2 separate regions of the Mus musculus genome follow, and region 1 is linked to region 2. Evidence: chromatin loops called from intact Hi-C (ENCODE). Cell type or tissue: gastrocnemius. All regions are shown on one strand. Links, peaks and the distances in the headings refer to the core of each region. The heading gives the core; the rest is flanking DNA. Region 1 has its middle 21 kb from the start of Samd7. Region 2 holds the start of Sec62 (SEC62 homolog (S. cerevisiae)).

Region 1 (16,320 bases), core at 3,314-11,313, 69 kb after region 2:
AGTCACAGACAGCATCTGCAGTGCCCTTCTCCATAGTGCAGTCACAGACAGCATCTGCAGTGCCCTTCTCCACAATGCAGTCACAGACAGCATCTGCAGTGCCATTCTCCACAATGCAGTCACAGACAGTATCTGCAGTGCCCTTTTATACAATGCAGTCACAGACAGCATCTGAAGTGCCCTTTTCCACAATGCTATCATAGAGAACATTTGTAATGTCCTTCAGGTTACATTCTCCCCGCCCAAAATTCCTCTTCAGGATGTCAAACAGGTGATAAAGGTTAGTAGTGGGAACTGGTCTTTAGAGTCTCACCTCGTTGAGAAGCATCCCTGTGGGAGGAAGCCCAACCTGAAATCCCCGGCTTTCATCTTGAAGCTTGCTTTTTATCTTGAAGCTTGGTTTTCTGCAATGGTTTTGTTGTCGGCGATAATCAGTCTTCCTGCCTGAAGTGCATTTGCATTCATGGGAACAGTATCTGTGCTCTCTTGACTCTACAAGTGGCAGTCCGAGTACCAGACACCTTCAAGTTGCATAGCAACAGTGGCAACGTGGATGCTGAGGTAACTACACAATAAAACTGTCCAGCAAAGAACCAGAGAGCTTGCTTACATGTGCCATATACGGTAGTTTTGTTATTTTGTCTTTTTTATTTTTTTTCCAGAGCTGGGGACCGAACCTCAAGCACTCTACCACTGAGCTAAATCCCCAACCCCTGGTCTTTTTGTTATTTTGTCTTTTTTTTTTTTTTTTTTTTCATACACGGTAGTTTTAAAGGCACTCATCAAGATATTATCTGGATGACCAAAGAAATTATGTTTTTTAATTGAGTCCCAGAAACTGGAGTTGAGTCTTCTTTACTGTTACCTCTTCCACGTCATATGAGAGTTATGTCCACATCAGAGTTATGTCCGGAGCCCGGTAAGATGGCTCGGTGTGTAAAGGAACTTGCTGCCAAACCTGAACACCTGGGTCTGATCCCTGAGACCTACGTGGTGGAAGAAGAGAACTGACTCCCGCCAACAGTCCTTTGACCTCTATACATGTGCAAATACACAAAAGAACATGCACACACTAAATTGTAATATTGTTTTCTGAAAAAATAAAATGGACCAATAAAGGCCTTACTTCCCGCACACATCGTGGCCCTTCCAAAGAGCCATAAAGGGTAATGTTATGTTTCCCATTTTTGCCTCTACTCCTGTGTATTGGTTACTTACTTACCTCACTCCCGTGAGAAAAACACTTGAGGAAAGCATCTTCAGGGAGGAGAGGTCTGTTTTGACTCGGCTTTAGAAAATGCACAGTGAATTCATGAAATTCTTAGGCAAATGCATGGACCTGGAGGATATCATCCTGAGTGAGGTAACCCAATCACAAAAGAACACACATGGTAAGCACTCACTGATGAGTGGATATTAGCCCAGAAACTCAGAATACCCAAGATACAATTTGCAATACACATGAAACTCAAGAAGAAGGAAGACCAAAGTGTGGATACTTTGGTCCTTCTTAGAAGAGGGAACAAAATACCCATGGAAGGAGTTACAGAGACAAAGTTCAGAGCAGAGACTAAAGGATGGCCATCCAGAGACTGCCCCACCCAGGGATCCATCCCACATACAACCACCAAACCCAGATAACTATTGCAGATGCCAACAAGAGCTTGTTGACAGGAGCCTGATATAGCTGTCTCCTGAGAGGCTATGCCAGTGCCTGACTAATACAGAAGTGGATGCTCACAGTCATCCATTAGATGAACCACAGGGTCACCAATGAAGGAGCTAGAGAAAGTACCCAAGGAGCTGAAGGGGTTTGCAGCCCCATAGGCGGAACAACAATATGAACTAACCAGTAACCCCAGAGCTCCATGGGACTAAGCCACCAATCAAAGAAAACACATGGAGGGACTCACGGCTCTACATGCATATGTAGCAGAGGATGGCCTAGTCAGTCATCAATGGGAGGAGAAGCCCTTGGTCCTGTGAAAGTTCTATACCCCAAAGTGGGAGTAGGTGGGTTGGGGAGCAGGGGGAGGAGGGGGAGAGGATAGGGGGTTTTCGGAGGGGAAACTAGGAAAGGATATAACATTTGAAATATAAATAAAGAAAATATCTAATAAAAAGTTTTAAAAAAAAGAAAAGAAAAAGAAAATGCAATCCACCATGGTGAGGATGGCGTGGCTGCAGCGTGTGATAGAAATGGTCATGTATCCACAGCCGGGAACCCCAGAGAGAGAAATGCTCCTTTTTTTTTTTTTTAAGTCTTTCAACATTTTTATTTTTATTTTTTTCCATTTTTATTAGGTATTTAGCTCATTTACATTTCCAATGCTATACCAAAAGTCCCCCATACCCACCCAAATGCTCCTTTGTAAGCAGTTTAAAATTCAAACCTATGAAGTGGTAGATCTTCCCTTGCAGAAGGCATGAGCGCTCTTGGCTACATACTGGAGAAACGGATGCTAATTATGCAGGGTTGTCTCCTCAGTAGAGGACACCAATCCCAGCTTTCCACCCAGCAGGCTGGGAGTGAATGTTGTTAATGACCTGGTGACTTTTGCTATCTGTAGAGCCAGACCTCACCTAGATCCCCCAGAATGTTTATCCCAGACTCATCAATGGAAGCCATCCTCAGGGGAAATGTCACATGTACTTTATAACCTGCTGAGCTCTTTGAGGCATTCCAAGACCTGGCCCTCCATCGGAGGAAAAGCCCTCTGTCCTTCCAGCCACAGTTTCTGACAGATAGCTCTAGTGTAGAGCCTTAGCTATATTTGTTGAAATTGTTGAGCTACTTGTATTATGTTGAACAGTTGAAGGTTGAAGAGAGAGTAACTAGGAAATGTAATAGCTGAACGATACACCTTTATCTTCCAAATGCTGAAGATACTCAGCAGACCTGTTCTAGCCTTTGGGGGAAGCACTGGCAGTTTTCCATAGGCTGATGTTGACCTGAACATGTGAATATGAGTTTGGAAAGAGGAAATTCTTTGTTCATGAACAAAAGACAGATAAGATCAAAGGAGTTATCCTTACTCCTTCAACAGAAAGAGGGCTACTTGGATTTAATGTAGTAATAGTAATGATGATAGTTAGTGTTTACTGGCTGCTTAGTCTAATTTACCCCATACCAAACTAGCCAGAAGTTGACAGGTCTGGAAGAGTACAGCGAGGTCTTTGTTTGCCTAGTCTCAGACTCGAAAACAGCAAGGATACTGGTGATGTGAGCATAAGTCTCCTATAACCAAGGGCTACTGAACACTGCCTTACAGCTGAATTGTGGGAAATCCTGACTCCTACCGAGTCTATCAGAGATCCCATTTGAGAAGAGCCCCCAACTCCTCAGAAAAATCGAACAATAAACTTCAGTAACCGCAAGTTCTTCAAATATCAAGATGAAGACTCTCAGAGAAAAATGTGCTGGTTTACTTTGAAATAAGAATTGTGCCTTGAAGGAGAGATGGGAAACTTAACCAGTGCTAGGAGAGGAATTGAAGGGCAATATAGGATGAATCCTTGTCACTTTCTACCTCTGTGGGCTTTGGAAACCTTTACAATATTCCTGAGAAAAGCGAGTTACCAGGGAACCAAATAGCTTGTAAGACTTGGTCAAAAGACTGGGTATGCTTGCACGGAGAATGTCTTCAGCCTTTTGGAGTATGCTTTGAAGGAAGAGTGACCTGAGAGCACTGTCACGGTGATATGATGGTAATAGCCACAAACTAGGCCACCTAAAGCCAGAGCAGGTGTCATTAATCCTAGCAGTGCTGAGAAAGCGCCAGGAGCAAGGGGGATGGGTTATTTTGGAGACTACTGGCAAACCAGGAGATTTGAGACCTTGTGACCCAGGAACCTGTCTGGAAAGCTAGTGTAGCTGCCCTAAGTAGGTACAGGGAGATCAGCACCGCGGTTGAATCATGTCTCTCCCCATCTGTAAGCTGAAATCCTAACACCTAGCATCTTAGTCTGTGGCTAAGTGTGCTTTAGTGTGTGTTGGGAGATAGTGTGTTGATTGACATGATGCAGTTAAGAGTATTGTGATGTTTAGATTTGTCTACTTGACACAACTTAGCATCACCTGGGAGGGAGTCTCCGTGAGGCCTTGTCTACATTGCGTTGGCCTGTGGGCTTGCTTCTCTGTGGGGGATTGTCTTAACTAAAGTTAATTGATGTGGAACAACTTAGCCCACTGTGGGTAATACCATTCCCTAGAACTGTAAAAGACTGTGTTTAAATATGCCTGAAATAAACTACCAGCTACTGAGTCGTGTTGAAGTGGACTTCTTTCCTCACGAGGTTGGGTCCTCTGCTGTCCATGGTGTTTCTGGAGACCTCCCCCATGGTTTTATATATCATTTCTTTTAAGTGGGAGTTCTAAAGTATAAGACCAGAGAAATTGAGCCGAGCAGAAGGAAGGAAGTACGTGGGTATCCATTCTTGTTGCTTCTGGCTGTGGATGTGACCAGGTGCTGCAAGTTCCTGCAGCCTTGACTTGCCCTCAGCGATGGATCGGAACCTGGAATTATGAGACAAATAAACCTTTCCCTCCTAAGTTGCCTTTTGTCAGGTTAGTTTATCACAACACCAGAAATTAAACTCTGACTATAAAGTTATTAGACTGGGTAGTAATGACTGATGTCTATCAAAATAAAGTTTGGAGACAGATGCATACAAGAGAACGTTGCCACCTGGCTCTGAAGAAGGGACATGCCTATACACCAATGAACACAGAAGACTGTTAGCCAACCTCTACCAGCTACAGTCCCCGGGGCACATTTCCTTCCTTCCCAGGCCACAGAAGGAACCAACCCCGATTATGAATTGTAAGCTTCTAGAAAGACACAATAAGCCCTCGTTTTATAAGCCACTGATTCGCCATACTTCGTTACAGTTGCCAAAAGTTCTCACAGCATAAGGTCCTGGGGTGCTTTATTGATAATATTAATATACCAGTTGGATAACATCTCCCATGACTGTGACAAGGCCTTTTAAATGAATATTCAGTGTCTGATCTATGTTCTGGCTCACAGACCTCCAGTCTAGTCCAAAAGATAAAATCCATTCAGTGAGAGATGTTGTCTTTAAAATTAGATAGAAAGCCACAGAAGACTTCTTCTTCTTCTTCTTCTTCTTCTTCTTCTTCTTCTTCTTCTTCTTCTTCTTCTTCTTCTTCTTCTTCTTCTTCTTCTCCTCCTCCTCCTCCTCCTCCTCCTCCTCCTCCTCCTCCTCCTCCTCCTCCTCCTCCTTCTTCTTCTTCTTCTTTCTTCTCCTTCTCCTTCTCCTTCTCCTTCTCCTTTGCTTTGCCCAGGACATCCATTGTAGAAAGGAAAATTGAACAGTACTGAGTGCTTTTGGTTAAATACTGTTCCAGAATGGTGAGGTGCTATGTGTGTGACATTCTGACATTTGGTGAGGCTATAGCTGGCTTCTCTAATAAGTGTATGTATGTAGGCGTACTGACCTGGACTTGTGTGCACATGCGGGTTTATGTGTTAAGTGCGGTTATGCATGTCATAGTGCACATGTGGAGGTCAGAGGACAACTTTCAGAAGTCATTTCTCCCTTCCACTGTGGGTTCTAGGGTCAGCTGAGGTCAGCAGGCTGGCCTTGCAAGTGAGGTGCCTACTGAGTCATTTCTCTTCTGTTGACATTTCCTCAGATATGAAATCACAGCAGAGGCTCATAGGTCCTTTCAACCTAGTTTTTGTTCTGTCTCTGGCAGAGAGCCTCTGAGGAGTATATTTCCTGGTGTGTGGTTTAGGAAGCTTGCTACTGGGTATTAGCCATTAAATACGTTTTTAATAGCCAATTTTTTTCTGCTCATTGTTCATGTCACTGTGTTACATAGGACATTGTCATACATATGTACATGTGCTGCACATTGGTCATATCCCCCCATAGATGCTCCCCTCCAGCCTTCTCCTCCCACTACTGATCTGTCTTTTTTTCTACTTTCTTGCTATATATGCTGATATGATTTCCTGTAGCTATGTAAACTCTGAGAATCCTGAGTGAGATAAAAAAAATATGCTACTATTTGTCTCTCTCTCTCTCTTTTTTTGAGACTGGCTTAACTTAATTAATACTATTATCTCTAGTTGTATTGCTTTCCTACCAGTGACATAACGTTTTCTGCATTATGGCTGGAAAACATCGGTAGTGTATATGCTCCACATTCTTGTTATCCACTCCCCTGTTGCTAGACACTGGCCGGTTCCATAACTGGGCTATTGTGGGTAAGCTACAGTGAAGGCTGATGTTCAAGTGTTCCTGGTGTGTGTTAGGTGCATGGCCAGCTGTGGCATTGTTGTGTCATATGGTAGGTCTGACTCCAGGTTTTTGAGAAAACTCCGTGCTGATTTCTGCAGTTGCCAGGCAAGTTCACATTCCCATCTGTAGCACATAAGGGTCCCTTTTTGTCAACCTCCCTGACAGCACTGGCTGCCGTTTTCTTGGTGGCTGCTATTCTGATTGAGGTGAGGTGGAATCTCAGTGTAGATCTTATTTGCATTTCTCTGACAGCTAGTGGGGTTGAATGTTTTTGGCTATTTGTATTTCATCCTATGAGAACTGTCTGTTAGTTGCATTAGTCCATTTATTCATTGTTTGTTTGTTTGTTTGTTTGTTTCTTGCTGAAAACTCTACTTTTCTTATGGATAATTTCAAACACATACTAAAGGAAACAAATTACAGCCATGAAGTGGAATGTAAAAAAATTATGTTGCTACACCAATCACAAACCCAGGTACACTCTTGTCTCTTTTATAAATCTGCCTTTGTCTCCTGACACCATGGATTATATAGAAGCAAATGCCAGTCAAAATAGCATTTCATGCAGATATTTTAGAATGAGTGTCTTATAAGTGTGATATTCATATACAAAAAGCCCCACACTATCATAAAACCATGCCAATCTAAAGTCCTCTCAACACCTCGTCAGCTTCAAATCACCCTGCTTCTCAGATTTTATTTTGTTTTACTTTTTTAAACTTATTTTTTATTAGGTATTTTCTTCATTTACATTTCAAAGCTATCCCAAAAGTCCCCCATACCCCACTCCCCACTCCCCTATCCACCCACTCCCACTTCTTGGCCCTGGCATTCCCCTGTACTGGGGCATATAAAGTTTGCAAGACCAAGGGGCCTCTCTTCCCAATGATGGACAACTAAGCCATCTTCTGATACATATGCAGCTAGAGACACTTTGTTTTACTTTTAAAGACTTATTTGTATTTATGTGTGTGTATGGCTTTGTGAATATACACAGCCATTTGCAGGGGAGAGGGTGTCAGGCGCTGCCAGAGGAGGGCGCTGTATCCTCAGAGTTGGAGTTAACAGGTGCTCGTGACCCCAGTGTGGATGCTGGGAGCTAAACTTAAGTCCCTTGCAAGAGCAGCCTATCGCTCCTAACCACTGAGCCGTCTCTCCAGCTCCTCGTATTGTTTTTAATAAAACTGGTTTGTTTGGATGAGGATCCCACAAAAATGTCTGTGATTTACCGTTGGTGTATGTTTCTTGAGTTTCTTTTAAACCCTTGTGTTTTGTTTTTTTCCTTTTCTCTTTCTTCCTCTTTTTCCTTGAAATGCAGTTAAAGCAGGTCATCTTTCCAACGAGTCTTCTGAAGTCCGATTTTACTTGTGGTAGCCCCGTGATGTTCTGAACACATGCCTCAGGCCCTTACATTTTCCCCAGACCTAGCTAATAGATTTCCGTGCTTGATCTGATTAGTTTGGATCTTACTTCATTTGAGAGACCGATATTTCAGGCTTCAGTACCCATGTCTGTGGGGAAAGAGAAACCGCTCTGGTATTCATAGCTGTCCGCATCCCCTTCTGCTGCTAACCTCTGTAAATAGCATATGTCTGGCTCTGGCTAACGCCAGAGGAGCTGGCCTTGAGTAGATGGCTTAAGGGTTAAGAGGTCCTGAGTTCAATTTCCAGCAACCACATGGTGGCTCATAGCCATTTGTAAAGGGATCTGATGCCCTCTTCTGGTGTGTCTGACGACAGCTACAGTGTACTCATGTACCTAAAATAAATAATTCTTTAAAAATTAAAAAGACAATCTCATGAACGTAGATACACTGTAAGCTTGTGCAATCCATATATGCTCTTAACCCTTAACCCTCTTTCTGGTCTCAGTCCCAGGCCACACTTTAAACAGTTGGACAGAGACAGGAGACTGCAAGTCTGGCCACTTGGGCTGATGGGAGATGGACACAGAAAGGGTATTGACAGAATTATCTCTGAAACACCAGAGGCGTTTTCCGAGTAGTTTTCACTGGCTCCTTCTGACTTAATGGCCATTGGGGAGTTAAAGGTGACTGTGACCCTGAGGAGCCTTTCTTGGGCTACTGCTTAGAGTCATGCTCTTTGATATGGAGATGGCCCTGATGGCTGGCTGTAAGTCAGGGCTGTCTCTTTTTGTTAAGGGAATGGAGCCTCATCATAGGTCAGTCTAGGAGAACAAACATTAGAGGAACTTTCTCGTTAACCCTAAACTTCAATGATATTACAGAATTGTCTTTTTTATACAGATTTCTAAAGCGCCTGGGCAATGCAACGCGGTCTCCAGTCCTGTTGGAGGCAGGACTCCTTTAGCCGCATTCTCCTTTGCGTAACTCTCTTAAGTAGACCCTTCATAGCATCAACTTTACTGCCTTAGGCTTCTATATCACCCATTCTTCTAGAGGCGGTGTGATTTAAAGGAGCTGGGTGTGTCATCCACCCATCACAAAGCCAGAGCGAGGGACATCCTGCTGAGGCCACAGCTCATCAGACCCAGTTACTTCTCAGACCACCCCCTCTCCTTCCCCACCCCTGTCTTCCAGTACCATCAGCACATATATTTGATGATTGTATTCCCAGTACCAGATACTCAGCCAATCTCAGCACAGCACACAGAAAAGTCTCATTTTCATATTAAAGAGTTGGTTCACTGATGACAAATTGATTTATTGTCAAAATTTCATTATACATTCATGTATTTTTATCTGATAGCGTTTAATTAGTCTTTGGCCATTTGAAGCTGTTTCAAATTGGGTTTTTCCCAAAGAAGCTCTTTAAAGTTCTTTTGTGGAGAAGGACACTAGATGGTCAGCTCATAGACCAGTAGGATACAAATGTTTAATTAAAAAAATTCCTAAAAGAAAACATTTTTCTTTTTGGACTGAGAATACAGATGAGTTGCAGAGAGTTCTTGCCTAGCATGTTTGAGGCCCTAAGTTCAATTCCCAACACTGTGAACTATGCATGCACATTTCACACACACACATACACACACACACACACACACACACACACACACACACATTTGAAGAATGAATCTCTTCATTATATCTACATGAATACATTTATATATTCATAAATCACAGTCTACCCTGTGACTTACTATGTTATGCACATTCTGAACTATCCCGAAAGATTTTAAGTTATGAGGTCAAGATTAAATCATGTTTTAAAAATAGCCGTTTCTTCTGAGGACACTGGGGCCTTCGCTCTCCCTCCGCAGTAGTGCAGAAAGAAAAATCTCGGCCATGGGGGGCAGCTCCACCCACCTTTGCCTGGTGAGAGGCCAGTTGTCATAAAAGGGACCAGACTGCCAGCCTCCTCTGGAGCCTGGAGCTCTCAGCTGTCTCTCCTGCCAAGAGACAGCTGAGATCCCTAAAGCATCCTGGCCCCCTACCAGCCTCTATAAACATCCGGCAACTTAGTGAGCAGGCCTGATATGAATTGCTGCTCTAAGGCCCCCTGTGGCTGGCTTCACATGTGTGGGACCAGAATATTGCCTCTCTCTGAGAAGGAAACATTTGAAATTGGACAAGTTTGACCTCTTTAAAATGAATTAAGACAGAAAGTCACCAAGAGAAGACAATTCTTCTTTCTATGTTGGTGACTGATGCTGAGGAAGAAACGAATGGGGTCAGCAAGATGGCTCAGTAAGCTAAAGCACTTGTCACCAAGCCTTCCTGGCCTGAGTTCAATTCCCAGGTCTCACATGATGAAAGGAGAGAGCTGACTCCTGCAAGTTGCCCTCTGACCTCCATACGTGAGCACCCCACCCCCCACCCCCGTGCACACACACACACACACTCTGCACAAATAAGATGAACAAAGTTCAGAGGATGACAAAGGAAGGGTCTGTGTAAGAAATCTGGTTGAGGAAAAATGTCCAGATACCACAAGATTTAGTTCCACAGAGGTAGCATATTCTTCTATGCACGTCTGTGTTCATCAATTTAGACCATCATGGAAGAGGGTGGAGGGATGACTTAAGAGCACTGGCTGTTCTTCAAGAGGACTTGGGTTGCATTCCCATCAACCATGCGGTAGTTTTGTAATTACCATTTGCAACTCCAGTCCCAGGGGATTCAATGCCCTCTTCTGGCCTCTGTGGGCCCTACATGCATGTGGCACACCAACATAATGCAGGCAGAACTCCCATCCATGTAAAATAAAAATGAAGGAAAAGAATGAGTAAAAGTGAGAGAAAATGTTAAATTGTTGTAATATCCATCTAAACTGGAACTGTTCAAAGACTCTTGAGTGGTGTTTAAGAGCATGACCATTAGATGCATTATTAGATGCATCTCAGAGTCTTGGATCTGGCCCTGAGGGACAGCTCCACCGTGCTATCTATGCAAGGTGCAAAGCCTGCTCTCCTGAGTGTCACAGCTGGTGAGGGGGAAGGGCTAGCTCATCCTAGCTCATGACCAAGTGGGCAGCTTTCCCAACTACCAAAAGTGGCAAGGTGTAGTGTTGTGGTTGGGCCTGGTGCTGTTTTGATGCTAATTCCGTTCCTCTGGGAGGGGTTGCAGACAAGGAATGAGTCACACATACTCAGGTGACTTCTTGTGAACCAATCCCCTAATGAATAAAGGAGCCAATCATTGGGTGAGTAGGAGGGACTTCCAGGTTGGATGGAGGACGAGAGGATGCAGGAGAGAATGAGGTCCTTTTGGGATGGGGATAGTGTGAGGACAAGATGTCGCTGAGTGTCTCCCGGTTGCAATGGTGGGCCTACCCCAAGATTTATATCATCTGTGAATGGTTGAGACATGTGAAAGGGCCAGTCCAGCTGACCCAAAGCTGCAGGATCTCCATGACACGGGGCAACAACAGGATAACTGGGAGGAGACCCAATGAGGATCCAATATCGATGTTGTCACAGAAGACAGAGATCTCAAACCAGACCAAAGACTCATTGCAATGAATATTTGCAAGTAAAGATGTGTGGACAGAGGAACACACTGTGGGACACACTGTGACACTCTACAACTTCCATGATGAGATGTTTTCTATGCTTTGTTTTGTTTGCTGGTGTGGTTTATTGCAGGTGGATGCAAGGGCTAAGGGAAGATGTGAGGGGATGGGGAGGTGAGCAGGACTGGGGTTCATGATACAAAACTCACAAAGAATCAATAAACAGTTCTTTATAAAGGAGGCAGCAGTTTTAACTGGCTCGTCACCTGAGGTTTGGGCTGATGTTGTCACTCCTTTGAGCTCATTCTTTGACTTCCACGGGCATGTGAAAACATACTTTATCTTTCTGGGTTTGGTTTATTATGCTTGAGTTACAGTTCCATGTATTTTTCTACAGACCATGATTTCATTTTTCATTGTGGCTGGATAAAATTGCATTTCATATATACCATAGTATATATTTCATATATACCATAGTATATATTTCATATATACCATAGTATATATTTCATATATACCATGCTGATACTGCCTTTAAGATTCGTTTATCTTAATACCCATGGAAGGAGTTACAGAGACAAAGTTCAGAGCTGAGACAGAAGGAAGGACCATTCAGACACTGCCCCATCCGGGGATCCACCACATAAACAACCACCAAAACCAGTCATTATTGCAGATGCCAACAAGATTTTGCTGACAGGACCCTGATATAGCTATCTCTTGTGAGGCTATGCCAGTGCCTGACAAATACAGAAGTGGATGTTCACAGTCATCTATTGGGTGGAACACAGGTCCCCCAATGGAGGAGCTAGAGAAAGTGCCCAAAAGGGTCTGCAATCCTATAGGAAGAACAACAATATGAACTAACCAGTACTCCCAGAGCTTGTGTCTCAAACTGCATATGTAGCAGAGGATGGCCTAGTCAGCCATCAATGGGAGGAGAGGCCCTTGGTCTTGCGAAGATTATATGTCCCAGTACAGGGGAATGCCAGGGCCAGGAAGCGGGAGTGGGTGGGTTGGGGAGCAGGGCAGCGGGAGGGTATAGGGGCTTTTGGAAAGGAAACTAGGAAAGAGGATAGCATTTGAAATGTAAATGAAGAAAATATCTAATAAAAAAGATGTGTTTGTTTTATGACTATTATATCTAAAATGAATGGAGCAATAAATATAGGCAGCCTAGGAAATTTTTTTTCCTCAGCTCTCAAGGTATTTCTTTGAAGGCAAGAATACGATTGTCTATTATCTATGTATCTATGTATCTATGTATCTGTGTATCTATCTACCTATCTACCATCTATCTACCTATCATCTATGTATCTATGTTTTTATGTATTGATGCAACTACCTATGTAACTGTCTATGAATGTATGTATGAATGTATGTATGTATGTATGTATCTAGACACAGGGGGATTTATTAGAATGTCTTACATGCTGTGGTTTAGCTACTCCAATAATGGCTTTCCAGCACTTGTTCAGTCCACAAGTTTGAATGTCTCAGCTGGTCTTCAGAATCCTGAAGAAGTAGGTTCCAACATCAGTGAGGAAATGGACTTGCTAACAAGAGCAAGTGTAAGCAGGCAAAGGGAAAGCAAGCTTCCTTCTTCCATGTCCTTTACCTATGCCACCAGCAGCAACAGGTGTGGGCCAGATTAGAGGTGTATCTTCCTACCTGAAAAGTTCCAAATTAGAAGTGGGTCTTCTCACTTCAAACAATTTAATTAAGAAAGAAAATCCCTCATAGATGTACCCAGCTACTTGGATGTTAATTAATTCCAGATGTAGTTGAGTTGACAACCAAGAATAGGCATCACACACATATTGAGAAACCATGAACAGCTTTTGATACAAGTTGTGTTCTGGCTCTGAGAACGACTGTATTACAAGGTAAATGAGCAGGAACATTGGCACCAACATGGCTCATGACAAAGGAACTAAATCCATTCTTGTGAAACAATGACTAGATGGCCGGTCTGCTTGGGTAAGCGAATTCTGTTTTAGTCCCAGAGCTCATGCTTGTAGAGATATATCCAGTAAAGCCCTATGCTTAGAACTTCCAAGAAAAAATATCAGTAGAGAGCATGAAAATAAATGCTAGATGACAGCAACACATCGAAGAAGCCACATGCTTGCTTCAGGAGGTGGAAACTCAAGCCAGCAGTTGTACAATTACGAGAACTTCTCACTGTCCCTACCTTACAGCTTCCTGGGCAGGAGGCTAAGACCCCAACTTTTACTGAATACCAATTGTTTTAGTTAGGGTTTTATTGCTGTGAACAGACACCATGACCAAGGCAAGTCTTATAAAGGACAACATTTAACTGGGGCTGGCTAACAGCTTCAGAGGTTCAGTTCATTATCATTAAGGTGAGAGCATAGTAGCACCCAGATAGGCATGGTGCAGGCAGAGCTGAGGGTTCTACATCTTCATCTGAAGGTTGCTAGTGGAAGACTGACTTCTAGTCAGCTAGGGTGAGGGTCTTAAGCCTATGCCCACAGTGACACACCTACTTCAACAAGGCCACACCTCCTAATTAGTACCACTCCCTGGGCCAAGCATATTCAAACCATCACACTAGTGCCTATGGTTATTTATTATCTACATTGTCCTTATGATTTTTGACCTTGCCGGCTTTGATGAGTTAAATGTTCATAGAAGTGGCAGATGTCATTCCCAGGCAGAAGCACCTAAGAAGCCAGTGTGCAATTCTCTAAGCCATCTTTGCTCACTGCAATACTTGTGGCCATGGGTGTTGAGTTAGAGGCAATGGGATTAGAACAAACAGGCAGGCTATGTTTATTCTAATTATGCTCAATAAGGTGTTGGCCTTGGGCAAGGCACTGTTAGAGATTGGGGTACATCTCTCAAGCAAAGGCTCTGCGGTACAGACTTTCCTGCCTGGCATGACGGAACACAGAGGTGTTATAATTGAAGGAGCTTCCAGGCTAAGTTAGTTCTGAGGAGTGGAGGCTTGTGGTAAATGTGAGGCAGGAAAGACAAGAGGAAGTGAGAGAATTGTTCATCAGAAACAGGGAACAGGCATTTATGGCTCTTCTAACTCCTCCAGCAACCGTGACCCCCTGCCATTCTTAGACAGTAGATGAAGTTCTTCTTCAAAAGTCAGGATGCATTCCAGAGAGATTAAGTAGAAAAAAGATGTCATGGGTTTCATGGGTTGACTGTAGGCTCTGTAACTAATAGCTTTTGGAGAAATGGCTTCTAAGTTTTATTTCCAGGAAGTACTCCCAAAGCCTTCCTACATATCTGGGTTGGCAGCAAGGGGAGAAAGACATTACCTGTTTAAACTAGAATCAGCTACCACACCTGTGGAGTGATGACCAAAGAAACCAGAAGAATATTCTCCTCAATTGCTGACTCAAGACTTGAACAAATGCAAGCAATCAGCCCAAAGTAAGCCGCATTAGCACCTGATGAGTGCAAATGCTACTTTTACATGTTACTTAATAGCTCCATTAGTTATTAATATGACCTGGCCAGCTGCCCAATAACCGAGGCAGAGTCCTATGGATTTTAAAATCAGCTCTAGCACAGTTTTTGCATGAATTATACCCAATCTACTTTTCTATATACTAGACTGTTAATTCCTTAGCTGTGCCCCCAAGTACTTGCTATCTCTGAGTCTTGCCTGTGTTATTTCTGCTCCAGCAATCTGTCCTCAGGGGACATTTCACTAGGCCATGAGCTCCTAGTCCATCATGTTTAATGGAGACCTCCTGTTCTCTCATCTTCTTTCTCCTCCTTCTTCCTCCTCTCTTTCTTCTTCCTCCTCTCCTCGTGGTCCCTACCTGTGACTCCCCACCCCCAGCCTGGTAACTGAAAACCTGCCTACCTCTATTCTCCCCAGTAACTGGCTATAGTCACTTTTATTTAACCAATAGTTTTGAATTGGGGAGCAAGGGGTACACAACAAAGGCTGCAGTGCATGAGAATCTGCTCCTTGGGGTCAGCCAGATCTTGGGGTTCAGAGTTAGCATTTTTATACACAGCACCAGAGCAACCCCAACAGAAACACCATTCCGCTCTGTAACTTCTGCAGTTGGCAAAGCCTGAAAGTAGAGTTAAGATCAAGCACAGATAGCTCATCATATCTTGTGAAACAAGATGGAACAAGAGGAAGCGAGATCAGCAGGTGGGACCCTCTCTTTGGAGTCCCTTTATATTATCTTCCTTTATATTGTCTTTATATTGTCTTCCCCTTCACTTCTCAATGGAGTGTGTATTTCACTTCATCTGCACTTAACTGAACCATATACATTTCTGTATTTGTATTCCTATATTAGGAATGTTAGAAGCTGTAACAGTATGAGTTCATTGTTGTTGATTATGAATGTTCTATTGACAAAGGTAAAACAAACCTTAAAAAACAAACATAGTTCTATGGCTGAAGAGATGGCTCAGCCATTAAGAACACTAACTGTTCTTCCAGAGGTCCTGAGTTCAATTCCCAGTAACTACATGGTGTGGCTCACAACCATCTGTAATGGGATCCAATGTCCTCCTCTAGTGTGTCTGAAGATAGCTATAGTGTACTCATGTACATAAAATAAATGAGCAAATCTTTAAAAAATAAAGCACATTAAAAAACATAATTCTAAATCAGGTATGACTTGAATAATTTCTAAAATATCACTTTTATGAATTATTTGAGAAGTTCATGCATGCATACAATATAGATGATTGTAGTTACCCCTTACTCCTCCTCTTAACTTCTCTCAGATCTACTCCACCTCCTCACAACTTCATGTTCTCTCAGTTTTTTTCCTAATAGCACAAATAGTCTGATTTGTGCTGTCCCATATACTTATGGGCATGGGGTCAGCCACAGGAGTATTGTCAACCTACCAGAGACCATATACGCTTCAAGAAAACTGATTTTCCATCTCCCAGAAGCCATCACTAATTAATAACTCTTCAGCCAAGGGTGTCAACTGTCCCTTACCCATCCATGATACAATGTTGACTGGTTTGTTCTTGTGTCTGTCTTGTGCACACAGCCACAGCTGCAGTGAGGTCATCTGTGCCCGTCTATCATGTCCAGAAGACTCTGTTTCAAAGCTTATAAAATGCTAAGTTCTTTTCATCACTAAGGAAAATATCG
Region 2 (16,320 bases), core at 3,030-11,029:
ATTTATAATACATAATATCTATAATATTATAATACTCCAATGGGTATTATAAGCATGTGCCACTAAACCTGGTAGATGGCAGATACTTAAAGTGCTATTAAGCAGAGTTAACATTAAATTCTGTATGTGTGTCCCAAACAAACATCTACTTTAAAATCTTAACTACTCACATTTTAAACTTCAGTACCATCAAAGCAAAATCTAGCTAATACAGATTAATAAGTATGCTCTTTACGTATTAAACAGAAAGAGGACAGTAATTTAGTTTGGTTTTTTTAGGTATAAGTTGATGACCAAAAGTTTCTTTATAAAGAAAAAGTACCTAAAGCTCTAAATGTAGCAGTGTCTTCCATAGTCCACCCCTGCACCAAATGAAAGGCCTGTATGTTACCAAAGTGCACGTACTTTACCTTGAAATCTTTCAGACTACAAAGACAGTGTGCTGTTCTGATTTTAAAAGGAATACCTTATTAGTAATCACTGAAAACAGCAAGTAAGTTAGGCTTATAGCCCAGGGCAAAGCCATTAAAAACCAAAGGATAATGAAGTTAACCGTCATCCTATAAAAGATCTGGAAAAAAAATCCTGACCATTTCCTACACAGAATTTGTTCAATGTAGACATGTTTATCCTTTTTAAAATCTTGATTCTTCCATTCAGTAGCTCTGGTAAATACACACAAGTAAAAGAACATAACTACAAAGTATACATACACAACTAAAAATATAGTAAGTTTAAGAACAAAGATATTTCTACTGAAAAATCCAAGTTACATATAAAGCTCATTACATTTAGTTAAACAGTTTCAACACTATGGAAAAAACTGGTATTGCTAATTGTTATCCTTCACCAAGGAACGCTACCTGTTGCAGTAGTCGACCACAGACTCCCTGGTTGTAAATAAAGCGTCCTCTCCTTTCTTGGCCTTGGCCCACTTTGAATCCAAGAGGCACTCCACTGCTTTTGAAGCTATACAAGAAATTGGTTATTTAAAATTTAGTATTCATGAACTTACGTCTTATGAAATCATGCTATAAATGTCAACATTCTGACAACAGAAAATAAAACAGAATATCAAGTCTATTGACTATAATGTTATTTATGTCAACTGTGAGTATACTGATAAGCATCTTCACAGCAAGTAAATATTATTATTCAAGCAAGATAAACATTTGTTAACCATCAATCTCTGAATAATCAACAAAAAAATAACCTCAAACACTTCCTTCTTCCCTCAACGGTAATGAAAATGCTCGTGTTATTATAACCACTAAAGAATCACTCTGAACAACCTACTGCTATACTAGCAAAGAAATACATTCGATTTAGAGATTAGCATGTCTACTTTTCTTAAGTTTAACGAATATCAAATTTATTAGTAACACAAAAAGAAATTTCTTCTACAGACAGAAATTCAAGTTTAATTGTTAAGACAAAAACACAACCACCATTTATAAGCTACTGGGCTACATTATAGATGATATCAGCTAATCATGAGGTTGAATAGATAATATATGAACAATGTTCCTAATTAATTCCATACAATCATACTATCTGAGCAAAAGGTAGTATTGTATAACAAACACTGAAAATAAGTCTTTTTTAAAAATTTCCAACAAAACCAATTATAAAGCACTTCACTGTTTGACTCTTCAATCATAAAAGGAAGAGTGGGGTAATCAACTGCCATGTGCTCATCACACATGCAAGCTCTTTATCACTTTATGTATCGAACTCTAGCTAACTCCATAGAATCTTTACAGTAATAAGACTACAGGTGTAATCCTACCAATAAAATAGTCAACCCGATGACCCATCATGTTGGTGGATTTTGTTGGACAGTTGAATCGAAGATATTTGGCTACAGCCTTCTCTTCTTTAGATGGTTCACCAACTTCCTGCAACATAGGAATATTAATTCAGTGTGGTTATATTACTAAAGAGTCATTTGCACATCTGTTCTATAAATCTCTTCAAGTGTTAGATAGGACTTGCTTTCAGACCTTCCTGGGAGCAGATCTGATAATGGGTACAAAAGACAAAACCGGATGGACACTCTTAGTACTGTCTTCTAAATAGAATCCAACAGGGCTCAAGGCCCCATGTCAGCCTCAGTGACAGAACATTAAGCTGCTTTTCCAGTGTTTGTAGTTTCTCTTCAGTTTTGTATGGCGTCCTTTACTACTCACAAAGCAATAATTTAAAAGATGTTGCCAACAGTGACTGCCTAAATGTTAAAGTAAGTAGGTATCATCAATACACGTTATAACCACAGTTCAACATGTGCCCTGATTCATGCATAACAGTTTGTAAGAAGTCTCAAATTAACCTACAAGGCAGTAAGCATAAGAACTGAGACGCTCAGGACCGGCACTCAGTCCCTTCTCTCTTCCCTGGGATCACACATGGTGTCTGGGCCTCTTCCCCAGGAGGACTGTGGCGAATACGGAAATGCGCAAAGGGATACTCTTATTAATGCTAGTGCAGTAACAAAGAGCAGTTCTGGAAAAATTGCTCTATCGTTTTTTGTGACTTTCCTTCTATATCTGTCCCCAAATTTTTTTATGACAAATTCTGCTACCACAAGCTATAATTATTTGTGAAAATAAAAAGTTCAACCAATTCTCTTTTATAACAACAACAACATATTCTAAATATTTTTTCCTCATTCAATTGAGGAAAAAATATTTCAATGCACCTTCTGTCAACTTTCAAGTTTATCCCGGTAACTTGTTACCAGGATGAACTTAATTTGAAATTGAGGGAAGGAAGCCTCATTAAATAAAGGAGTCTCAATAAATGTAAGTCATCCGTTCATTCAAACATATATTTCCTGAGTGTTTTGCAATAGTAAGGCAAGATACTTGTACTTTGTTACATAAATGCCGAAAACACCAACTGTTATTTTCCAAAAAGGAGTAATACATAAAAATATTTTAGATATTTTAGAAGTACACAAAGTAGAAGCAAAATTATCAAGAATACAGAAAAAACGTTTTCCATAAACCTTGATTTTGAAAGCCAAGTTCTGAGTAAACCGAATGACCAGCATAAACAATGAAGCTGAGAATGAGGCTCGACTGTAACAGAGATCACTATAATGTGCTAGGAAGTTAAATTATTATAAAGAGAATAAAGAGTCCTCAAAGGCAAGTGAGACACTTTAGCTTTATTCCACAAGAAGCAGAAAAATGACTACATTTTTAATAGAACAGAAATAGGAAAGTAACAAAAATTTTTATGATTGTAGGCAAGACAAATAGGGAAAAACATGCAAAGCCAGCTAGTTAGATTATTATAGAAGATTATTGTGCTATGATATTGGCCTAAGAGTAGAAAGGGGACACACATATTTGAAACATTTCAGACGTAGAGTACACAGGATTAATGGTAAAGAGTGAGTGCAGTGAATAGACACAAGATTCCAGATTCTGTGTTAGCCAATGAAAGGGAAAAGTTGGGTGGGTAGAGAGTTGGGGATGGATCCGGGAGGGCTTGAGGTGAATATGTTCAAAATATTGTTTTAAAAAAGGATACTTTTCAGGAACATGAAGTGTATAAGGAAGCAATGGGGAAGGAATATAGAGAAGAATCATCATTTTAGGCATGGTATGTCAATACTTACACAATCCTTCAATTAAACAATTTATGGACCACAGATAAGTGTGCTGATTTCCTACATGCTGATCAAGATATAAATATCAAAATATAAATACTCAGAAAAGTTGATTATATAATAGTAAGTCAGACATCATTAAGTATCTGCAAAAATTTAAAAAGTTTCACTTTAATAAATTAGTAAACTTTCCCCCCAACTCTGTACTTTCCTTGTTAAAGACACTACTAAACTACAATGGACAGGAAGACTCAAAAATGATGTCTGAGTAATTTTTTCAAGTGGACATAGACTTCAGTTGTCTACTAGTAGTCTCCTTAAGTGAAAGAGACTGGTACTAGTTACTAGTCAGCTCTTAGTGAAAATGTAACACCTGGAGCAGCTGGTGTTTCAGAACTAGAAAGACTCCACGAGAGGGTCTGCATCAGCAGTGGCAATCCTCTGTGCCTGCTGCCTCCTGCAGCCTAAATGACATAAAAGACTCTTACCTTGTTTACAAAATAGACTACGGTATACTACCTCCCCTGTTTGTTCCCTTTTACTGTGAACAGAATACTTTGCTAATTTCTGTGCTAGAAATTTTCATTTCTAACAAGAAATGAAAGCCTTTTGAGGGTATTAATAAATGCTTATAAAACATACAAAAATGAGCTCATCAACTCAAAGTAATGAACTTTTTAACCACATGAACTCTCATAACTATCTTTGAATGAGGATACAAAGAATCAACTAGTTTGTGATAGATTGCCTTTTCTTTGCATCCAAGTACTATCTATTGTTAATCACAACCCAAAATTATTTGAGCAGGAAGTCTAGTAGAATATTGATAAAGACTTTAATATACTTTAGAAAATATCAAAACCCAAATACCAGAATGAAATAGAAGTTGCCATTTGTCGTCTAATTGAGAAAAAGAAAAAATCTAGAGCAAGTCATGGGCTTGCTTTATTCTGACAGACTTTCAAACAGAAACTAAGTAGAAATAGAGTTATTGATCTATAAATAGTGGAGCGAACAAAAGAAAACAGGTCTTAGCTTTTTGCACAAGTAAAAAAAAAATTGCATAACTGTTTATGGACATGTTAACTGTAGGTTAATAGAAGATATTGTGAAAACTAGAGGGGACCTTAAATTATGTGCTTAAAGTCACTCTGTAAGCTAACAATAGCAGTATCATTTCCAATTTGCTTCTATCACACTTCCTATGGCAACAGGTTTGTTTGCTATGTAACTGCAAAATTCTCTATTAAGCCTGGGGTGGGGTGAGGTGGGGTGGGAGGTGGTAAGATGAATTTTCAACTTAGAGGACTGGATTCCTGGGTTCTTTCCCTTTCCTTCAGAAGGTCCCGAGAAGTCAGACCTGCAGTCTGGTTGAACAGTCCCAAATATTTTTCTTCTCTTTCCTGAAATGAGGCATATAAGCCCATGACATGTCAGGATTTTACTTCCAGGGAGACAGATGGGAAAAACAAAAATAACTGATGAAGGTTACACAAGTTCTAAGATACAGAAGTCATCTGAAGATTTCAAACTGAACTAGATTCTAAATAGAAGCAGAGCACTATATGGAATGATTCTTTGAGAAGGAGCAAGCCAAACTAAATCTTTTCAAATAAAAATTTATATTTGGAATTTGGGGAGGTAGAGCAATAGCTCAGTGGTTAAGAACGAACTGCCCTTGAAGAGGACCTTAGTCTCTTCCCAGCAGCTACACTGGATAGCCCACCAATACCTGTAACTACCACTGCCAATTCCAAAAGATCTGATGCCCTTTTTCTGTCCTCAGTGGACACCTGCACTAAGGTACACATATCTTCACAGAGATACACAGACATAACACAAAACTAAATAGATATATTATGTATATGTGTGTACACACACACGTGTATAAAATCTGGGATTAAAGTAATACAAAACTCTTTTTTTTAAGTCAATGATTAGGTGGAAAGAGTATTTATTCCACTGGGAATCAGATGACTAGTCTAAATCTAATCTTACTAAGTTAAAGGCAATCCTAGTTCAAGTCACATAACCTCAATGGACATCAGTTTGTCATTAAAATGAGGGTGAGATTAGTAATCTCCAAGCCCACCACACTGTGTGTGTGTGTGTGTGTGTGTGTGTGTGTGTGTATGTATGTATGTATGTGTGTGTGTGTTTGTAGGTGTTCGTGTAAAGGTCAGGACAATTCTAGGGGTCAGTTTTCTCTTGCCACCTTGTGGGATCAAACTCAAGCCATCAGGCAAGTGTCTCTGCCCCTGATCCATTTCACTTCCTGAGCCAGAACTTACAACAGAGGATTCCAAATAAGTTCTATCAGATGTTTTTCAAATTTTAAACTCCCTGGTATCAGAATTCTCAATCAATGCTTCTAGTGGCTTGTTATTCTACAAAGTCACCATATTTCCTGTTCTTAAAGAAGACTTTTGAAAAAGGATTTCATGAGTTTCAGCTATAATCATTCTTGTTAGAGAATCTGTTATTAAAATTTACAACACAATGTCAATGAAAATGTAAGCTCACTTCAAAGTTTCAGTGACCCGATCTGAGTCCAAGAAAGAAATGGGATAATGGCCCCCTTGCTTCCAACTCTGTTAGGACACCAGATTCTAAAATTATTCTGTCCTGGAAAAAGCAAATGATTGGCTCCAAGACCAAAGCAGAACTCTCAACTTAATTGTCTGACTCAAACATACCTCCACTCCCCAAAAAGTCACTGTAATCCAACCAAATCTGACTGTAACAGAACATCGAGTAACAGGACACTCACCAGATAGTCTTTGAATAGACTTTTTTTTTTTTTTTTTACAAACTCTGAACTTTGTCATTACATTTGCTCTTTTTATCTCAAGTGATGCCAATATCAGAGATTTTAATTCTTGACAGGAATATAAGAACTGAGGAATTCCCTAGTGTTGTTGGAGGAAGCTGAAGAAATGTCTCAGTGGTTAAGAGTACGCACTGCTTTCCCAGAAGACCTCAGTTTGGATGCTAGCACCCTGTAACTCCAGCTCCAATAGAGCTGACATTTCATTCTGGCCTCAACTAACATCTGCACATAACCACACATGTACACAAAACCAAAAACAAACAAACAAAAAATTTGTTGGTCTATATAAGGTACTCCTGTATGATATTCCACAAAAATGCTATACTCCTATATAAACACATATTTAGATGGGGAAATTTTTTTAATTTCATAATACCAAGCTGACTTTTAATAACCAGCATCTCAAATAGAGTAAATAGCTATACTTCATAGAACTTACAGCCTAATGGTTAATTAACTGGATAGATACTTGTAATTTGTAAGCTTATTAAGGAGTACTTAACAAAAACCAATATAACTAACCTAATTTCATTATTCTGGTGAAGGAGGGCATTTTTAATAACTTTTAGTAAGTTATTAACTTAAACTTTTTATACCAACTCTACAACCCTAAAACCTTTTCTTTTTCAAAGGTAAATGATCCTTCTTACAAATGCAGAAGTTGAGAAAAACAAAACAAAACAAAACAAAACAAAACACCAAGCAAGCAAAAAACCTTGTTACCTAATTGGTGGAGCTAGAGAACAAACAGGCATAAGATAACTAACTTGTAGCTATGGTACTAAAGAGCACCATAAAGCATCTCTACCTGCTTTTCTGTCTAACATACACTCATAACTGAAATATGAGCAGCGATTTAAAAAGTACATTACATTACCTTTATGGCAATATTGAAAAGCAGATAAAACTGTAAAATAATGTGTAGTAAAGAGCAAAAAAGTACAAATTTGTCCTGCCAAGGGTAAACATAAGGAGAGCAGGAAGCACAAATTTAACAACTTCAATACAAATTCTAATAAAGTAAGTATCCATATTAAGCCATAATACTAAATTTCAAAAGCCTGGGAATAGCATAATTAGAAATTTCTATTGTCTTGACACTCTGGTTTTAAAAACCTATGTGAACTTGGAATCTGTCTCTAGTTCCCTTCTGTAACCTGTTCAAAATTATCTTGTCACACCTGCCAACTTCCACACTCACTGAACACTGGTATCTTTCCCACAGTATTTAAAATTGTTTTCAACTGTAACTTACATAGTTCAAAAGGCCTGTAGGCCAATAACTTGATAAGTCTTTAAAAAAATGGATATAAAAGGAAAACAGAAAAAGACATCCTACGTGGGGAACAGAAAGACAAGAATGAGTGTAACAACTTGTGACTGACATATTAACAACTTACTAGAGACCATCAACTTAGGCCTTTGGTTTCTGAGTGAGCTCTTGAGGCGCTCACATCCATGTTTAAGGTGCATCGAACAAAGGACACCCAACAGGGCGAAAACTGCGGGGAAGAGATGCTCAGGTGACATTCATAAGGGATGAGGGAGGCACAGTATGTAGGGCGTGAGGCTGACAAGCTGGCATGTGGAAGGTTTCTGGGTGCCACCAGCCCATTGCAGCACTGACCGGGCAGGGTTTGTTTACATCGTGTCGCCTGGAAGAAAGCCGGCAAGGTTCAAGCCCGGCTATTCGGTTAAAAGAGCCATTGGGAGGGGAATGGAGGGCACACGCCGCTTAACATCTGGAAGGAGCCCTGGGGCCGGGCGGCCCGGGGCCAGCTGACCGACCGACCGTCTGCAAGCACAAAGAACCGGCGGCGGTGCCGCAGGTCAGCCCTCCTTCCACCCCAGCTACCGTGGCCTTAATATCGGGACGCCAGGGAGACACGGAGGAGGGAGGGAGGCCGGCCGGCGCCTGGCGTCCGCGCTCCCCGCGCAGGCCCGAGCCCTCCGCCGCAGGAACGCGGGGCCGGACGCGGGATTCGAGCGCCGCGCCTCCCTCCCTCCTTCCTTCCCCGGACGCACCACAGAGCCCTCGGCCGAGCGGCCGCTAACACCGTCCCGCCTCGAGACCATCCCGGCGCCGCGACCCCGCGGAGACGGCCTCCGGGCGTCCGGCCGCTCGGGACGTCTCCCCCTGTCCCTCCTCGTCCCAGCGCGCCCGAGCCCGTCCCCGGTCCCACGGCCCCGCCGAGCTACCTGGATCCGCTTCTTGTGTCGCCTGCGTTCCGCCATGTTGGCCGCTCCGCCCGGTTCCTTCTGACGTGGAGCGAGTCGGGGAGGGGGCGGCTGAGATCTCGCGAGAGCGCGGCGGCTCGCGGCCCGTTATGTAACCCGCCGCGGGCTCTGGGCTGGGGGCGGCCTCCGTGGTCTTCCCGCCGTCCGTGCGGTGGCGGACGACGCGGGCTGCTTCTGCTTCTGGTCCCGGAGGCCGGCGCCACGTGAGTCAGAGCGCTGGAGGCTGGCAAGTCGCGTCGGCTCTCAGCCCTGACTGAACGCCCGAGTCACCTGGCTGGCGTGTAAACACAGATCCCCGGGCCCCGCCCCTCAGAGTCGCTGACGCCGCCGGGACCACCGGGGCGCACAGCGTCACCTGTGGCGCTTCCTGCCCCAGCGAGCCCCGTGGCACCCCACTTCAGTCCCGCCAAGTTCCCCTTAAAAGGTGGAAAACAACTTCAGAGTCTGACTCCATTAAACACAGCTCGTCCCCAAAGCCTTGGAATGTCCGCTCCTCACGTGACACCTCACAACCCATCCTTAGACTCCAGAAGGCTGGATGAGCCCAGGGAAGTTAAGGTGGAAAGGAGCAAGACTAGTTGGGATGCAGTAGACTGCAGGCCACTTCTATATGACTATTCTGACGACCTGCTATATGACTATTATTCCAGAACTTTCTAGACCAAAGACATGGGTAGTTAAGTGCTTAGGTACAAGTTCTGATGACATTGTGGCTGTAAGAAAGTTGAAAAAATGCAGAAAAGATAAAACCAATAAAGTTTAATTCTATCCCTTGAGTCAGTTAATCATTTTAAATTTCTTTTGTCCTTTATATCCACTTTGCGTGTACATGGGATGTGTGTGTATGTTGAATTTATAAGTCTTCTCTGTTCCCCCCCAAACATCATGGAACCTGGTAGCCTGTTTGTTGTTGTGGTTTTTTTTTTCAGTTTTGCATTGTAAACTTAATTTCAAAATCCTTAAAGTTTTCTATTTCATATATCTGACATAATAATATGTAGTTGAAGCAAAGCTCAGTACTTTGATGCCTGATCATTTATATACTAAGATAGCTGAAGGTTGGTGGTTTTTGTTTTTAACTATGCAATTCTACTCTCAAGAGATCTGTAATTTGGCTCTGCTGTCAGGAAGCAGGGGAGAACTAATAATTCTTACGTATTAACACAAAACTTGGAACATACAATATCTTGTTTTCTCTAGCCTTTCCTACCCAGATGATTGTCAGGACAAGCTAATAGCTAGCAGATGATCTCCCTGAGATTGTGTGCCTCAGATTAACATAATCCGTGACAGATTTGCTCCCATAGGCAAAGCCCAGGAGAAAATAATTTTAGGAAAGATTCCTACTATTAATATGCTTCTCCTGTTATTATTAAACATATATAACAATCACTAGGTATTAGCCTACCTCTTTGAGCAGATCTCTGCAGTTGCAGATCTACAGAGATGTACTGTCTTGTAGGGATGCTATATAGACAAATGGATGACTTAATTCTTAATGATGATCCTGTAAGGATTCCTAAAATTGTACCAGTATGTATTAAGCTGTCAAAACTGCAATGAGAACTCTGCCAGTCTCTGTCACCAGTTAATTGCCTCTACTACTCAGAGCACATTCCAAAAGGTTGTAAAACCATTAACCAAAAGTCATAAAAAGGGAACTACGATTATATTATAGGTGCTAGGACAGAAGATACAATGTTGACTGGGTTTATCTATACAAAACTTCACTAGTAACTTGGTTATGTTTTTTAACTCTCTGTGACCCTGTAGAGTTGTGACAGGGGATGAATGTTTAGCCAGGTAATTACTCCTAATGGATATACATGTAAACATTCTCTGCTGTAAACTTCTATTTCAATTTATGATTTGAATTTATGAGTAAACTTGTGACGAACTTTTTACCATGTGATCATGTGTTCTAAAAGATGTATAAGTGCTGCCGACAGAGAAAGAAACAGAACTAGGCTGAGGAGGACTTTTTAGTCAGATCTGAACAGAACCTTTTAGAAAACTAAACTGAGGACAATTTTTTTAGTCATGACATAAAAACTTTTTAGAGAGAACTGAGCTCAAGAACTTAGAAGTAAAGGCAGAGCATTGGGAGAAAAGGCTTTGAGAGTAAGAGCATTGCTGTGACATCAGAGCAGGAGGAGAGAGAAAATTAGAAGGAGAATGCAGAGTGGAATAACTTAGAAACTATAAGGTAACACAAAAAAACTAAGAGACCAATCTGCAGAATGTAGAGGGAAGGAGGATAGGAAAAGAAGCTACAGAGAGAGCAGAAGGAGCAGGCAGGCTTTTCCTTACTATGGGACAGAACAGGTAGGTCTTTTCTTAATAATAAGACAGACTTAGTCTTATTTAAAGGAACAAAGTTTTCTTCTACAAACTTAGGTTTAACTCATTTAGCAATAAAAGGGTAGAAACTTTTTCTTTCTCCTGCAATAAAGATTGCAGCTCATTTTTCATCCAGAATGAGTGCATTCTTTCTGCACTGGTGCTTGGTCTTTTGCTCCAAGTGCATACGTGAGTATGGGTGTGTGTGTGTGTATAATTATGTATGTAATTATGAGAATGCATACAAACTGAGCCCAACTGGTCTGAATGGAGATGTATAAATGTGCAAGTGTGAATCTGTATGTACATTTATGTGAGTTTATGCATATTTGCTTATGTAAAAGTTTTTCCTTCTGCCAGTGAGATTCTCTTCTCCTAGTTCAATAGTTTATTGCTCCAAACTTCCCCCCAGCCTGACAAGGGAGAGGAATCTGGACAAAAGGGAAAAGGTTCTAGCAATGAATCCTTTACTTAATCTGGTGTTTTAGGATGAGGTGCTAATGCCAGAGACTGAAGTTTCTGGCCTCAGAGGATCACAGAAGGCAGGTCAGCTACAGTAGCAAAGTAAATTAGACATAGATAAGTAAACTTTTAATTATACAGCAACCCTAAATATCTTACAAAGTCTTAAGAGAAAAGTCTGACCATCCACCGGCACTCTACCCCCTCTGCTGCCTCAAGGAGAACTGAAAGGAAAGAAGTCCCCCGCTGGGGCTGGCCCCAGCAAATGACGATTCTGTTTTGTGCTGCTTTATTGTTGTTGTTTGTTTGTTTATTTTGTTGTTGTTGTTGGTTTTGTTTTATTTTGTTCGTTTTGTTTTTTGAGACAGTATTTCTCTGTGTAGCCCTGGCTGTCCTGGAGCTCAGCTCTGTAGACCAGGCTGGCCTTGAACTCACAGAGATCTACCTGCCTCTGCTCCCAAGGGCTGGAATTAAAGGCATGCACCACCACCCAGAGGACACTGAACTGTTTTTATAGGACAGTTGATCTGTAAATGAAAACACTATTTCATTTAGTAGAGATGGAGTGCTTACTAAACTCAAAAGGTTAGAGGTTAGTCCACTATATGTTGAAGAATGTAAATTCCTTTGTGACTCTAGAGGAACAAATCAATTAAACATATATTAAAGGTGAATTTATTATACTAAGTTACATAATAACCTGGGTTGTCCAACAATGGCTGCCTCCCACTGGAGAAGATGAGAACCCTGGTAGTTGCTCTTTCCACGAGTTTGGGTAGCTAAACACTCCAGTCTGGTACTGAAGTCCTGGAGGATTCTGAGAGGTGTGTTGGTATACCTAGAAGAATCTGTACCCTGATATCAGTGAAGGAATGCTGCAGCTGCAGAAGCATCAACAGGGTAGATGAACTTCCCAGTGATAGTGACAGAAAGCAGGCAAGAGCAAAAGCTTCCTTCTGCCTTGTTCTGTACGGGCCGCCACAGAAAGGTCCCACTGACACTTAGGATAGAGCCTCTCTTTCGGATAACCTGATGAAGACAATTCCTGACAGGTGTCCAGTGCTTTACCTTCTAGTTGATTCCAGATTCAGCCAAGTAGAATATCAAGATTAACTGTCACGAGCTCCTTCTCAAACTACAGCTCATTACCTTCAGAAGAGATTTAATGATTTAATTTACTGTCTCATGATCTCCTTGCCATTCCCTCTGGACCACCGTTTGGTTTTCTTTCTCTCTCTCCTATCCTTATTTCACTTCTTAAGCTCAGTGTCTTTGTTCAGCTTGCATCATATTTAGTATTGGACAATATCCATATCTTCTCCATCTTGGCCTTTATGATATACTATGTCTTCAATCCATCCTCCCCACCCTCCTCTTTATTACCAAATCTTTGTTCAAAGACTTCTGTAGGCAACACTGTAGTGTCTTTGGAAAGTGATACTTATATTTCAGTTGTAGAAATTAATTTTTAAAAAGCATTTGAAGGGTCAATTTAGATGAAACAGAGTACAAGAATTAAGTTGATGGGGCAAAATTTGTGAGGGCAAATATAGATGACAGAGGTTTGAACACTGAACACTCATTTTTAGTGGTGGTCTGAAGAAAAGACTCTCTTTCTCCTTTACTCCCCACTACATAGCTTTAGTTTTGTTAGCTACAATATTGACTTGGTCACACTAGAAACCTTGAAAGTATCCCAACCACGCCTTCCTGTCAGCCGTTCACCAGCCAGCGATTACACAGCTGAGATGTTTGGAATTCTTCCCTTCCTTATCATTGTCTTCATCAGGTTTTAGTTACTCACTGAACAATTACTGTGACAGCCTCCCAATTGTCCTCAGCTACCCTCTCTGCACACCGAACTATCTTATCCTCTGGGTAGCCACTCCCTGTGGCTCCCTACTGTGCATAGCAGCATGAATAATGCCAATATTTTTACATGTAACCTAAGAGTTCAAGTTCTGGATCCCTCTTTGATTTATTACTCGTATAAAATGGCTAAGTGCCTGTTTGTGCTGTTGGTGGTGGTAGTGAGGAATTTCTCTGAGCCATTTCTTGTCCTGGCCTTGCAGTCTCATTCCTGTTTGGCTGCTATTTCTCTCCTAAATGAAGCATTGAGATGTGTGTGTGTGTATACATGTTTTTTTCCCTAAACCAAAACTACAAGAGACTTGAATGCAAGTTTTTTGGTTTTTGGTTTTTTGTTTTTTTAGATGAAACTTATTCATTGTTTTTTTTAAAATTTATTTATTTATTTTTATTATATATAAGTACACTGTAGCTGTCTTCAGACACTCCAGAAGAGGGAGTCAGATCTCATTATGGATGGTTGTGAGCATGTGGTTGCTGGGATTTGAACTTCGGACCTTCGGAAGAGCAGTCGGGTGCTCTTACCCACTGAGCCATCTCTCCAGCCCTATTCATTGTTTGTTAAGGGGTTGTTGCAGTGTTTTCCTAGGCACCGAGGAATATAATAATCACTCAGAAAGACTATCCCTGCCCTCATGGAACTTATATTTTAGGGAGAAGAACAGATAAAGACAGGAAACAAGTCGTGAAGTTTGTCAAAAGCCTTACAAAAGAAATGCAGAAGCGTGTAAGAGCTGCTTGCAGGCGAAGGAGAGTAGGGTTTAACTGAAAGAGCAGTCCTGCTGTTCCTTTGACCAGATCAAGACATGAAAGAGAAAGGCCAGGCAGTGCCCAAAGAAACTGTAACTACAGACAGAATGAATAGTACTTGTAAAAAGTGGCCCAGTCAGGTTGTATTTGAGCAATAATAAGGAGATAGGCTGCTGAAGTAGATCTAAAAGAAGGGCAGAGTCAGGGACCAAGGTTGAAGGAGATGGAGTTAGATTTACAGGATTTTGAAGACAGCTTTAATATGGGGGTTCACTCTAAGTAAAATGGGGCTGTCAGTCTACTTGTCAATGTGGGGTATGGCAGAGGGATGAAACGGTCTTTATTTTTCTAAGATTCTAGTTGTAATAAGGTAGAGCACGGGAGCAGATGCAGGGATTGAAGGAAGAAACTTCAGTTTAGAGGTTATTGCACCAAATATGTGAGAGATGAGGTCTTAAGTTGTGGGGTTTCTACAGACTCGGTAGAAAAATGCTTGGAGCCGGGCGTGGTGGCGCACGCCTTTAATCCCAGCACTTGGGAGGCAGAGACAGGAGGATTTCTGAGTTCAAGGCCTGCTTGGTCTACAAAGTGAGTTCCAGGACAGCCAGGGCTATACAGAGAAACCCTGTCTCAAAACAAACAAACAAACAAACAAACACAAAAAACAACAAAACAAAAAAGAAAAATGCTTGGGTTATAGGTTATGAACATGAGGGAAAGAGGAAAATCAAAGTGTCTCTAAAGTGTAATGACTCTTGTCGGATGCATCCAATAGCTTTTCTGAGCTATGCTAGAGTAACCTTCCTCTTTGTAAAACCTAAGATTTTTGACTTGATTAGAAGAATGAGCTTGCAACTTAGTAAAGTGGGAAAGATAAGACTGGAAGAGGTTTCCCGCGGGAAGGATGGGAATGAGGTATTGAGAATGTGGGAACTGGTGTTGAGAATGTGGTGCTGATGTGGAGAAGTCTAGTGAATATCTAAGTGGATATGTGGATGTTCAGCTAGCTATATGAGAAATGGAGAGACTATATCACCCAATAGTACCATGTTGGTATAAGGAGCATTTTAACCTGAAATGATTACAAAAACAGACACTGGAAGAGTTCTCTGACCTTCTATTATCTATCTATACGATCAGGACAAACATGTGCTTTGCTAGTGCTTCCTTCCCTTTCCCTGTAACAGGAAAGGGAAACACTCCTTATCTAACTGATGATGGAAAGAGCTCTGAGATGAATCTACACAACCTCTTTTTAGTAAGGACAATCTACAGCCATATGTATCTACCTCCATAGGTTTGTTGTTGTTGTTTGGTTTTTGCTTTTCCCCCTTTTTGGCCATTTTCTACAATTCTATCATTCTTTGTTAAAATGATAAATAAAATCTCCAAGTGTAATTACTATTTTGAGTTGTTGAGTGTTGTACTGTTTTCCTCCTTTTGGGTGTGGGGTATGCTGGGAACTGAATGGTGATCTTTCACTTCTTTTCTATTAACCTTTCATAATTGATTAATACAATTGTCTGCAAATCTCGGGTTGTTTTGTTTTGTTTTGCTTTGTTTTGCTAAAGGTCCTCATTATAGAACCAGAATGGCTGGTAGGCATGATTCTGAGGGTCATTTGCCCAGCCTACTGTGGGCAGTGCCATTCCTGGGCAGGTGATCCTGGGACATAAAATAAAGCAAGCTGACAGGGCATGGTGGCACACTTTTAACCCCACCACTGGAGGGACAGCGGCTGGAGGATCTCTGGGAGTTAGAGGCCATCCTGGTAAGTTCTGGACAGCCAGAGCTACATAGTGAGACTTTGTCATGAGAGAGAGGGGAGGGGGAGGGGGAGGGGGAGGGGGAGGGAGAGGGAGAGCGCAAGCTGAGCACATCAGTAAGTAGAATTCCTCTTCTGCCCCTGCTTCAGTTCCTGCCTCTGTGCTGTTGTGTTGAGTTCCTGCCATGGCTTTCCTTGATGAGGGGCTGAAACTTGTAAGTAAAATAAACTTTTTTCTCCCCAAGTTGCTTTTGGTCAGAATGGTTTAAAAAAACAACACAGAAGCAACACCCCCCCCAAATTGATATATGTTGTTAATAAAGTAATACTGCTGTCAAAACAAAAATAATATAAATTACAACAGCCTATTTTTGAAATTTTAATAATTAAAAAGAATTAATTCTTTGGATTCCTAATAAAAATGATAGTCAGGCATGGTGGTGCATGCCT

The links. A loop is a pair of places that touch in the nucleus more often than their neighbours do. Peaks named below come from ENCODE experiments on the same cell type or tissue, not always from the same donor. Only the 100,000 strongest peaks of a DNase experiment are listed, where the experiment ranks them.
Region 1: a loop joins it to region 2, with 3 times the contacts of the local background. A loop is called at or near these places in 5 of 42 quality-filtered maps.

The regions. Positions count from the first base shown.
Region 1 is chr3:30,716,708-30,733,027 of GRCm38, reverse strand. No RefSeq gene overlaps it. Among named protein-coding and RNA genes, the nearest start is that of Samd7, 21 kb to the left of the region's middle. In gastrocnemius, for the core only: CTCF peaks have their summits at 7,288 (motif pointing right) and 7,997 (motif pointing left); DNase peaks (open chromatin) are centred at 7,305, 9,653 and 10,708.
Region 2 is chr3:30,785,709-30,802,028 of GRCm38, reverse strand. It overlaps Sec62 (SEC62 homolog (S. cerevisiae)), which reads right to left and starts at 9,153. Exons shown (of 8, transcript NM_027016.2): 1 at 8,646-9,153; 2 at 1,790-1,898; 3 at 864-969. The coding sequence starts at 8,681. In gastrocnemius, for the core only: a CTCF peak has its summit at 6,179; DNase peaks (open chromatin) are centred at 8,249 and 8,736; H3K4me3 peaks cover 2,481 bases; H3K27ac peaks cover 3,111 bases.